2 separate regions of the Mus musculus genome follow, and region 2 is linked to region 1. Evidence: chromatin loops called from intact Hi-C (ENCODE). Cell type or tissue: heart. All regions are shown on one strand. Each heading gives the region's core, and the rest is flanking DNA. Links, peaks and the distances in the headings are about the cores only.

Region 1 (6,304 bases), core at 1,408-5,407:
CCTATTTATAGATGGGACTGCGGTGGGATTCTGAGTGTTGTGTAAACTAACTGAGATACTTCACGTGTGAGTTTACACGTAAGGATCCATAACTATCTGTTCAGTGAGAAGCTGACGTTCAACATTCTTGTACGTCTAAGGAGCAAGGGCAACAGTTTGTAAATCATGTAGAGACAAGACCTTCGGGTTTCCAGGTGACCCAGGAGGCTGCGGAAGTTGCCATCTTGCAGTTCCAGGCCGGGTTTCTTCCAACGTTTTGCAACTTTGGATCGTCTTGTGCATGGGTTGCAGCTTGTACATCTTTGGCCTACATTCCCCAGGCCGGGGAAACTCACCTAATTGAGACTTCTCACCTGGGCCAGGCTGTCCGATCCCCAAGGCAACCACATCAACTTCCGGTTTGAGGAAGTCTCCTGATTGGCCGGCGGCTTTATTTCCGGCCTGTGATCCATGCAGGCGCTCTGCTACCGTGAGGGACACCGCGCCTGCGCGGCGGGGAGGCTCCGCTCCCAGGTCACGCTCGCGCGGGCAGGTCCTGGCGTTGTTGGCTCCCGGGCCGGGCGGGGCCGGGCACCTCCCTGCACACCGGAGGCCTGGTGCACGGAGCACGGCAGGTGGAGCCGCCACACTGGAGTTGGAGCTGGAGTTCGGAGGGGCGGGAGGGCAGCGGCTCCTCCCAGCCGGCCCGGGCGCAGAGAATGAGTCAGAAGCGGTGGCCTCCGTGCGGAAAGGCCGTGCCCAAAGCGTGCTGCGCTGGTTCACCACCGTGGTGCTTTGTGCCGCCTTCCTGGGGCTGGTGAGAGCTGGGCCCAAACCCTCCAGGCCACGGCTGGAGCAAGCGTCCTGCAGGGAACGTGGTCTCAGTGCCCTGCATCGTGCGTGACCCCTGGTGTATATCGGTTAATCCTCCTGAGTCTCAGTTCTGTCATCTGGAAAAACGGGCAAAATTAATACGTTTCCAGCACGAGCAAGCTAAGTTTCCTCCGGAAAACGGGGAGATACAAGATGGGGAGCCTGCTCCCCTTCACCCACTCACTGAAGCTCTAAATTGATCCCAGAAAAGCAGCTTTGAGGGGGCCTGACCAAATCCAACCAACTGCTTTATTTCGCAGATGGAAAAAAGGGCCCAGAGAAGAAAGTGGCTTTTCTGGTTAAATGATAGTATCAAGGACATGTTGCTTACCCTGTACACGGCCCTATTTAAATCAAGCCTTTAGATACTTAAATGATTTTCTTCACTCAAGTGCAAGAACTAAAAACGCCATAAAGACAGTGTTCCCCAGTGTAGCACCTGCTGCTGACCCGAAATGTCCTTTTGTGGACCAGATGGCTGTAACTCATTGTGTAGATCAGGATGGTCTCAAATTTCAGAGATCCTCCTGCCCCTGCCTCCTGAGTGCTGGGATGAAAGCTATAAACCACTGACCTAAAGTGATAACTTTTGACTCGAGTGCTATGAGAGCTAAACCTTTGACGGAGTCCCTTCTGGTCCCTCAATTGGAGCTTCAGTTTCTTAAAATTATTTTGATGGGAAAGTAGGGAAGAAAGAAAGCGTTGCAGGTACTGGAGCCCCTCGTGTGTAACAGGTATTGCAAGTGATTGCAGGAAGATCTGAATGAACATGCTGTGGCCCTGTGTGCTCCTGGTCTTTGTTCTTGGTTGCTGGTGCTTGGGGCAGGGAAACCACACGTGGGTTGGAGCAGAACAGTGCAGCACAATCAGGTTTTGTTGTTTGTTTATTACGTACAGGGCGCTGGCTGGCCCAGGACTTCATGCTAGGCTTTCACCCAGCTGTGTCCCCAGCCCACAATCCACAGTTCTCAAAACTCAGAAACGTTTCCTTAAAGGTTTTTAGGAACTTCATCTAAAACGCAAGTCTTTAGTTCTTGGCAGTATCTTGTGTAACATCTTATTGTTAAAATCATTCTGTCCGTGTTATATTTTGCTAAGAAAGCCTTACAGCCCTTACATCTCCTGATAGCTTTGGAGTGTGAGGAAAACTGTAGATTAGATTATTTATCGTCAGCATTAGACAGTTCAAAGGGACAACTTCTTGTGTGCCAGAAATATTGGCATCTTAGTGTAAAAATCAAAATTTGGTGCTTGGTAATTAAAAATTTTTAGCAATTAAATTTCGTATTTATGCATGTAGCATATTTGAAAATATAAGTATATATTTTGAGAATAGTTTGTTACATTCTAAATCCTTGTGCAGATGGTGTGCGTCGAGGCCAGAGGTGTCTTGCTCAATTGCCCTCCACCTTATTGACAGGGCCTCCCACTGAACCTGGAGCTCACCCATTCAGCCAGACTAGCTGGCCGGTGAGCCCTGGGGATCTCTTTCCTTTTTCTTCGGTGTGGGGTTCTAGGCATGCTGCTGTTTCTGTGTGTCCTGGCTAGTTTATGTCAAGCCAACACAGGCTAGAGTCATCTGAAAAGAGAGAACCTTAATTGAGAAATGCCTCCACAAGATCTAGCTATAGGGCATTTTCTTAATTAGTGACTGATGGGAAGGGCCCAGCCCATTCATTGTGGGTAATGCCATCCCTTGGGCTGATGGTCCTGGGTTCTATAAGGAAGCAGGCTGAGCAAGCCAGTAAGCAGCACCCCTCCATGGCCTCTGCATCAGCTCCTGTCTTCAGGTTCCTGTCTAGTTTGAGTTGCTGTCCTGACTTTCTTCAGCGATGGACTATGGTGTGGAGGTGTAAGCCCTTTCCTCCCCAACTTGCTATTTGGTTATGGTGTTTCATCGTAGCAATTAAAACTCAAACTAAGACAAGTTGGTACCAGGATAGTGGGGTATTGCTGTGACAGGCCTGAGCGTGTTGTTTGGGATTGTGGAAGGACCATGCTGTTCTTGTAGGAATGGGGAAGATAGGAAATGTTGAGAGCTGGGGCTGGAGAGGTGACTCGGGTTTAGAGCACTGGCTGTTCTTCCAGAGGTCCTAAGTTCAATTCCCAGAGCCCACAGCTATAGCTGTCTATAATGGGATCTGATGCCCTCTTGTGGTATGCAAGAGTGCGTGCAGACCAAGTACTCATATACATGCCGACATCTAAAAAGAAAAACAATGCTGAGAGCAGTACAGTCGATGGAGGCCTGGCTTGGGAAGTTTCAGAGGGAAGCAAAGACTCCCAGGCCATTGGAGTTGAGAATCTGTGCCTTTGCTTTGCTGGGGTAATAGATGCTGCTCAGCTGGGCCTGAAGAGTCCATTCCAGATTGTCTGGGAAGTGTTTTCCCAGAGTCAGCACACAGGAGCTTCGTCCCAGGAGTGGCCAAGGTTGCGCCTCCTCTTGGCAGCCCACTGTAGTATAAGTCACCAGGTAGTGCTGTCTTTGGAGGCATTAAGGAGTCGTGGAGAAAAGCTGAGGCCTGGCACTGTGTGGTAGGGCTGGAGTCTATGAAGAGAGCCCAGGAGAAGCTATTAGTGAAAGCGTTGCAGCAGAAGACCCCCACATTTTGGAGATGCCAGTACCTTGGGATGGCCACCAAGATCAGTGGGTGTAAGTGGAGTGGAGGGGTTGGAGCCTAAAAGACAGTTTGTGTACTACAGAAGGCAGTGCTGGAAAAGTGACCCAAGCCCAGAAGATCATGACAGTCGGACATTGAATTATTCACACTTTTAGAGTTTGGTTTTGCTTTTCTTAAGATTGTAACTGCTCTGGGTTGTCCCCCCTTGAAGTAAAAAAGTATTTAATTTTTATTTTACAGGAGTCCACAGCTGAGAGACTGGATTTTAAAGTGTTTGAATTTGTAAAGATTGGAACCTTTAAAGTTTGCAAAATGTTTTATATCGTGTTGTTGATGTTAAGGTGGGATCCTGGGGATGAACAAGACAGGAAAGGTGGTGGCTTAACAGTGACGTGTTTGTGTATCAGGTTGACAGGGGTCACTTGCCCTGGACTAGTTTTATGTCAACTTGAGAGATGCTAAAGTCATCTGAGAGGAAGGAACCTCAGCTGAGAAAATCTCTCCACAAGATCTGGCTGTTAGGCATTTCTTAGTGATTGATGGGGGATGGCCCAGCCCATTGTGGGTGACGCTATCCCTGGCTGGTGGTCCTGGGTTCTATAAGAAGGCAGACTGAACAAGCTGTGAGGAGCAAGCCAGGAAGCAGCACCCTCCCATGGTCCCAGCATCAGCTCCTGCCTCCTGTCCTAGCCTGCCTTCCTTCAAGCATGGACTTTAATGCGGAGGTATAGTCAGATAAACAAACCCTTTCTTCCCTAACTTGCTGGTTTTCCTGGTGTTTGACTGTAGCAAGACAAACCCTAACTAAGACACTGTCCTTTCTATGTGACTGGTGGGGATCCAGACTCAGGCCCTAATATCCACGCAGCGAGCACTTCACTGACTGAGCCATCTCCCTAGCCTCTGGTTTGTTGCATATTCATTATTAATATGGAATGGTCCTTTAAGGTATTGTTTAATGCTAGACAGTTAAAAGAGAAAGTTAAATAGTTGTGTGTGCTGGGATTCACTGGTAGTAGCAGCATGTGGGAGGCTGAGACCAGCAGATAGAGGACATCTTGAGCTACAGAGCAAGTTTGAGTCTCCAAACAAGACAAAAACTTTAAAGAAAGGATCAAAGGTTATGACTAGAAGGCCACTGGGGAGTCTGTGGCTTTACTGCTGATAATGTGCATGTTTTCTTAGTTCCACTGTGGTAGACTGTCATCTCCCTCCTGTGGTTTTGTTACAGTGGGAAAGCTACTTTTTGGTCAGTGTTCCAGCGATAGTAAGAGGCTCTCTTGCTTTTAACTATAGGGACTAAGTGTTGCTATCCTGGGGCCCACCTTTCCAGACTTGGCGAAGAACGTGAACAGAAACATCAGCAGCCTGTCTCTGATTTTCGTGGGCCGGGCCTCAGGATATTTATGTGGCTCTATGATTGGAGGAGTCCTGTTTGGCTGTATAAATCATTTTTTACTTTTGGGTAAGTAAACACCGCTCTTCTTTGTTTCTGTCAACAAATTTACAACTCAGCTCTAAATGGGGAAGATGGTGGATACCTGAGCCAGGTAGCGTGCTGGCATCCACTGTGGGAGCTGGGAAGTCTGGACTGATTCCCTGGGAACTCGATGGGCCCTGGGTGTGAGTGTTGGCCACCTGAGCAATGCTGACTTTACTGTGATATAGGCTCCACTCCAGGCACAGGCACTGGCTGACCCTGAAGCTCTGCTTATCTGGGGTAGGGGCGGGGCTTCTGGGGCCACGGGGGAGGAGGAGGGGCTGGGGGCGGTGTCAGAATGAGTTCCTGGAACCTTGCTGGGTTCTGTGGACTTGGGCTTGGAGATGAAGGGACAGGGGATGCTGGGGAAGTGATAAAAGGCTGCACCTCTGTCCTGCCCTTGTCAGAGCTGAGCATGGACTGAGCACCTTGGATCCTGACCCTGGAAAAGAGGGCAGAGCTGCTGGCATGCCATTTTCAATAAATTGGGAAGAATAAAGGCAAATCAATTGATGTATTAAAACTCACATTGAAGCAAGAATATTTTGTTGGTGATGATTAAGTAAATACTGTGTTACCAAAGCAGTGCAGTGCTTTAGCTGAGTTCTTCCTGTTTCTTCTCAGGGGTTTCCCTTTCTGCTACCACAGTTGGTCTTTATCTCATGCCATTCTGCAAGACAGCAGCCCTACTGATTGTCATGATGTCTGTCTTCGGGGTTTCCATGGGCATTCTGGATACAGGTTAGTGGATCCTTTATTGTCACCTGTGCTGTTTGGGACACTACTGCTAGGAAAAGGACAGCTGATGACATCACACTATCACAGGAACATCAGACTGGGACCGTGGCACCTAGCCAGACCACTGTCCTAGCAATCAGAACATCCGTTTTCCAGCACTCGCCTGTGCAGGAAACAGAAAGTGTGTTTCTCTGTAAGCAAGAGCTGATTTAGAATAGCCTAACCTGAAGGATGGTCTTTCCCTGGACAGACACGCAGGCTTTCCTTTTAGGATAGAATCCGGCCATCTTACTGTAGGAAGCTGTAATGATTGGGAGGACAAAGCAAGTAGAGAGCTGCTGGGCGGCCCCAGAAGAACAGACACAGCGTCCAGCCGAGTTGTGAGCTCAGTGAAGCCTTTCCTGGAAAGTCCCTGTTTTCCATCAGCAGAGCCTCTTCATAGAGCAATGTAGCATTTGTTCACCTCTAACTCCAGCATTCTATCCCTTCCTTTCCTCCTCTCATGTTTCATTTGGTTGTGAAGTTACAGAGTAGAAATGTGTGTTTATCTGAAAGTTAAGAGAGCCAAAGAATGTATGCTTCTGGCCGTCACCTCATAGGGTCTTCATTGGGA
Region 2 (5,203 bases), core at 13-4,012, 350 kb before region 1:
GTATACCAGAGTCACGTAGGACCACACAGGAATTCAGCTTTTAGAACATGAGAGAGAGCATCATAGTTAAAATGCTCTTCCAGAGGACCTGGATTCGATTTCTAGTGTATACGTGGCAGTTTGGAGCCATCTGAGACTTCAGTTTCCAGAGATCTGATGCCTGCTTCTGGCCTCTGTGAGCCCCAGGTTCTCTCCTTCTACCTTTGTGGGAATTAAACTCAGGTCATCAGCCTTGTGCAGCGAACACTTTACCTGTTGGGCCGCCTCACAGCCCTCTCCACACACACCCCTCCTAAAAATACTTATGTGGGGCAGTTGGTGGCACACACCTTTGATCCCAGCACTCCGGAAGCAGAAGCAGGCACATTTCTCAGTTCAAGGGCAGCCAGTCTACAAAATGAGTTTCAAGAGAGCCAAGAGTTTCAAGGAGGTCTGAAGAGACTTTGGGCCTCTTAGAACTGGAGATAGAGATGGCCATGAGCCATGTGGTGCTGGGATTGCAGTCCTGTCCTTCCTAAGAGCAGTGAGTCCTCCTAACTGCTGGGCCATCACCACTCTTGTCTTCTGCCCCATACTCACCCTCCTTTTTTCCTGAGACAGAGTTTTTATATGTAACCCAGACTAGCCTTAAATTCTCTAGCCTTCTGACCGCAGCAAGTGTTCTTGTGTTTTAAAGTCATCCTGTGAAGAATGCAATAAGTCAGATGACTTTTTTTTTGTACAACAGATATTATATATCTGGGTTTTGTGGTTTTTTTGTTTGTTTTGTTTAAATCACAGATGAGTTCCTAGAGGATACATATTCAATGTCATCTAACCTAATCCAGTTCTGAAGTTCTGATCCTTAGTCAACCTGGACTTAGTGTCAGATCCACAGCCCCATACCATCGTGCCATCTCTAGTCTACATGCTAATCTCAAGTAGTTCCCCAAGTTACCCACCGCCTCTGACTTGCCTACAAACTGAATGTTCCCACAATGCTTTTCTCACCTTCAATTGCTTGCTAGCACAGCTCATAGAACTTGGGAAAAGGAGTTTGTTTACCAGATGGATTTATTGCTTATTTATTTTGAGACAGTGTCTTAAATAGTCCGGTCAGACTTGGACAGGAGTTTGTGCCTAGGACGGTGTATATAGTTAAGTGCTATACCACTGAGACTGCCCAGGTAGCTCCAGCCAGGCCTTTAAAGCTATTTAGAAGCCACCTTCCTAACTTGCCATTATCCATCCCAATATGCAAAAAGATGGATTTCCTGGAATGGCAGGACATGCCTTTAATCTTGGTAGGCTATGCATTTAGTTCCAGTGGTCCATAGGGAAAGGCAGCATCTCAGGTTCTACACCAGCACGGTCAACAGCTCTATGCCAGCACTGGCTGCATTTCAAGATCCTCACCCCAAAACAGAGCACACAAATGCACAGACCTTGCAATGGTAAATTAGGTCACTTGTGGTGGCAAATGACTGTAATTTTTGTCACTCAAGTGGCAGAAACAACACAGAATTCAAGATCCCGGTGATCTATATAGCAAGTTACAGGCCAGAGAAAGTGATGTAGAGAAACCCTGTCTCAAAACAAAACTCAAAATTTAATAAAGTCAGACCCAAGACTGCACACTATGAGATTCAATTCATACTATGTACAGCAGACTAGGCAATTCCAGGCAACACCGTGCCACTCGTGGATGGGTATGTGAGCTCTTTGAAGTAATAAAAGTATATTGCATGAGATAATAGTTGATGGTTGCATCTAAATCCCTACACAGCCTGATCTTCCAGCCTTCCTTTCTAAAGTACTGAGATGCCAGGACTGCAGCCCAATGCTGAGTTCTTTGATGTGTGTGTGTGTGCGCGTGCACCTCATTGTGGAGTGGAGGTTGAATTTTTAATTTTCAATTCTGCCCTCTCCTCCCCCAATGCTGGTGTTACTGCCTTCACGGCTGTGCTGGCTTCAGTGGCTTTGTGAAGGCACCCAAACCAATGAATTGTACACATTACCAGGTGTATTTTATATAACTATATGCAAGTTATATGACTGAGACTTGAGAGAAAGTCACGATGAGCAGTATTCTTCGTGTATCTTTCATGTAGAAGGCGAGGGGTTAATCAAGCTGCTTCAACTGCTCTCCCAGTTAATGGCGTCCTTTTCATAGCAGTACTTTTGGTAACTGAGTACCGTACCTCCAACCTTTCTAGCATTCTGGTTATTTCCCTGAAAAGGAACACTTGCCTCCCAAATCCTCGACTAAGTCGTTTACTTTCCGGAGAACAATCAAACAACGTTCCGTAACCAAGGGAGACGGAACGCCATGCCTTCCCAAAATGGCCGCCAGCGCGGACAGCCGGGCTGTCCATTGAAGTGGTATTTCGCACTTCCGGCACCGTCTCTTCCGGCGCTCGCGGCGGCTTCCCGGAAGTAATCGGTACACGTGCATTCGCTAAGGGATCTTGCAGCTATGGATGCTTTGGACAAAGTTCTGTAAGTGTGTGGGGCGCGATGGCGTGGGGGCGAGTCTCCCGTGACCTCCGACGCGGTCTTCCCGCTGTCGCTCTTTCCGGTCGTGCTTTGCTAGTGGTCCCTGGGAAGGAGTCGGCTCGGCCGATTCTCCGTCCCGAATCGCCGCTGGGGAAGCCGTGGTGGCAGACCGCGGGCGGTGGACTGGAGCGAGGGCGGACGCTGTGATCGGCTTATGACCTCGCCGCTGATAGATTCTGAGCTGTGAGAATGGTGGTGGCCTCGGAATCTGACAAGAACCAGGCGACAAACTGGACTCAAAGTTTTGTCACTCTGGGCATTTGAACAGCCCTAAATCAGTTTACCCTGTAAAAAATAGCTGTCACAACAGCCGTGTGTCATAGAACTGTAGAGAGCAGTGTTTGCCACAACAGGTACAAAATGGGAATTTTTCTTTTCCTTCCAACCTTGTACACTTCTGCATTTCCCTGAGTGATGGTTACGTTTGTTCAAAAAATACTTATTGAGTTCCCAAATGCTATTGCATTGGTTCTTACAGTTTTCTGCTACTTAAGTAAATATGTAGTGTAGACGACAGTTTCTTTTTAGTCATTAATGAATTTTGTGCACCTACTATGACTAACTAGTAAGGTGCTATTTATATTGATAACTGGTTAGTCAAATTGCATAAAGACACGGGCTGTAAAGTGTATAAAAACAGTGTGTGCCTTGATTTAACTCAATAAAATGTGTACATCTTTGACTGACTATTAAATGACTAACTTGGGTTTTTTTTTTTTTTGTTTGTTTGTTTTTTCGAGACGGGGTTTCTCTGTATAGCCCTGGCTATCCTGGAACTCACTCTGTAGACCAGGCTGGCCTTGAACTCAGAAATCTGCCTGCCTTTGCCTCCCAAGTGCTGGGATTAAAGGCATGTGTCACTACTGCTCAGCCTAACTTGGTTTTATACATGACATTTCATTGGAGGAGAATTTTTAAATTCTATGTGGGAAATTAAGGTGTATGCATATTTTGGGTTTTCTTTTATTTTTTTCTTTCTTTCCTCTCCCTTTCTCCTTCCTTTCCTTCCTCCCCTCCCTACCTCCCCTTTTCTTTCTCTCTCTCTTTCTCTCGCTCTCTTTTTGTCCCTCCTCCCTTCTTTTTTTTCTCTCTTTCTTCTTTCCCTACCTGTCCCAAGACTGGGAAATGGAGGGTTATTTTTATTTGAGAGAGGAGAAATTTTGTTCATAGAAAACTGTGAAAAGTATCATGTTTACTGCAGCAAATCAGAAGCAAAGTTGAATTCTTTTTTTTTACATTCTTTTTTTTTAAATTAGGTATTTTCTTTACATTTCCAGTGCTATCCCAAAAGTCCCCCATACCCTGCCCCCTGAATTATTTGCACATTGGAGTTGTAACTTACATCTAGTACAATTTTAACGTTGGCTTCCATGCCAGCAGTGAAGATCTTGGGCATATTATTTTTTTAGTCTTGAGTTGCCTGATTTGTTAAAGAGCTGTAATTACAGGCCACCATGCAGAAACATACTAAGTTAAAAACAACGCTTAACTTGACGTCATCTCATTTTTTAAATTTATTTTTATTTATGTATGTGTGAATGCTAGCTTGTATTTATGTGCACTTGTGTATGCAATGCCCGCAGAAGCCGGAAGAGAACAGCAGGTCCCTGGAACTGGAATTACAGCCAGTTGGGAGCTGTCCTGTGGGTGCTAAGAACCAAATCTACATTCAGATCTACAAAGGCAGCACTTGCTCTTAACCTAACCTCGAAGCCCCACAATCCTTTAGTGTTTAATAAGAGGTGTAGAAAAAATTAGTATTAGAACAAGTGAGAATAGCAAAAAGGAAGTTTATGTAAGAAACCAAAAGCTAATAAAACACATATCTAACAGTAATGATAAAATACTGTTGCTAATACCATCTTGAAAAAGTAGGGATTTTTGTTTGTTTGTTGAGACAAGGTTTCTCTGTGTAGCCCTGGCTGTCCTGGAACTCACTCTGTAGACCAGGCTGGCCTCGAACTCAGAAATCGGCCTGCCTCTGCCTCACAAGTGCTGGGATTAAACTCGTGTGCCACCATCACACACTGGCTAAGTGAGGTTTTTGTTTTGTTTTGTTTGTTGTTATTGTTGGAATCCTGCTTGATAAATGTGAGTACCATTCCTGCTGAGTTCCTGTCATATGAGGAAAATGTGTAACTTGTTCTGAATTGTGCTTTTTTTTTTTTTTTTTTACAGAAAGCCTAAAACTAAAAGGGCTAAGAGATTCCTTGAGAAGAGAGAACCGAAACTCACTGAGAACATTAAGAATGCCATGCTGATTAAAGGCGGAAATGCAAATGCAACCGTGACACAAGTACTCAGAGACATGGTAGGCATATGGAATTGTTGCTTCCAATTCTGTATTTTGTAGTATGTGTATGCGTGTGTGTGTGAGTATGTACATATGTGACTATACCTGTGAGCCTGTTGATGTGGTGGTAGCAGAACTTGGATGCTCTTCGAGGAATGCCTTGCCATCTTGTCAGCCCTTGCTGGCCAGCAGCATTCTCACTGAGCCACATTGCTCACCTTTCGTCTCACTGAGCCCGGGATTACAGATGGGAGCCACAGTGTCTGGCCTGGCTCATCTTTTTCTGAAATATTTGACTGCCTGTTGTGGTATTGGGGGGAACAGCCAGCCATTCCTTCCCAGTGACCTTACACATTTAAGCAAGTTCTAAGAGCA

The links. Hi-C counts contacts between places; a loop is a spot of excess contacts. Peaks named below come from ENCODE experiments on the same cell type or tissue, not always from the same donor. Only the 100,000 strongest peaks of a DNase experiment are listed, where the experiment ranks them.
Region 2: it touches region 1 in a loop (3.0-fold over the local background); 1 of 42 quality-filtered maps calls a loop at or near these places.

Annotation. Positions count from the first base shown.
Region 1 is chr10:39,893,406-39,899,709 of GRCm38, reverse strand. Mfsd4b4 (major facilitator superfamily domain containing 4B4) reads left to right here and starts at 504. Exons shown (of 5, transcript NM_001384225.1): 1 at 504-796; 2 at 3,714-4,198; 3 at 4,770-4,938; 4 at 5,578-5,694. The coding sequence starts at 4,181. In heart, for the core only: a CTCF peak has its summit at 3,008 (motif pointing left); no DNase peak of the experiment used is centred there; H3K4me3 peaks cover 39 bases; H3K27ac peaks cover 733 bases.
Region 2 is chr10:40,244,228-40,249,430 of GRCm38, reverse strand. It overlaps Rpf2 (ribosome production factor 2 homolog), which reads left to right and starts at 2,392. Exons shown (of 10, transcript NM_023323.3): 1 at 2,392-2,478; 2 at 4,714-4,846. The coding sequence starts at 2,456. Gtf3c6 (general transcription factor IIIC, polypeptide 6, alpha) reads left to right here. Exons shown (of 6, transcript NM_026113.5): 6 at 1-1,730. In heart, for the core only: no CTCF peak of the experiment used is centred there; a DNase peak (open chromatin) is centred at 2,360; H3K4me3 peaks cover 1,596 bases; H3K27ac peaks cover 1,288 bases.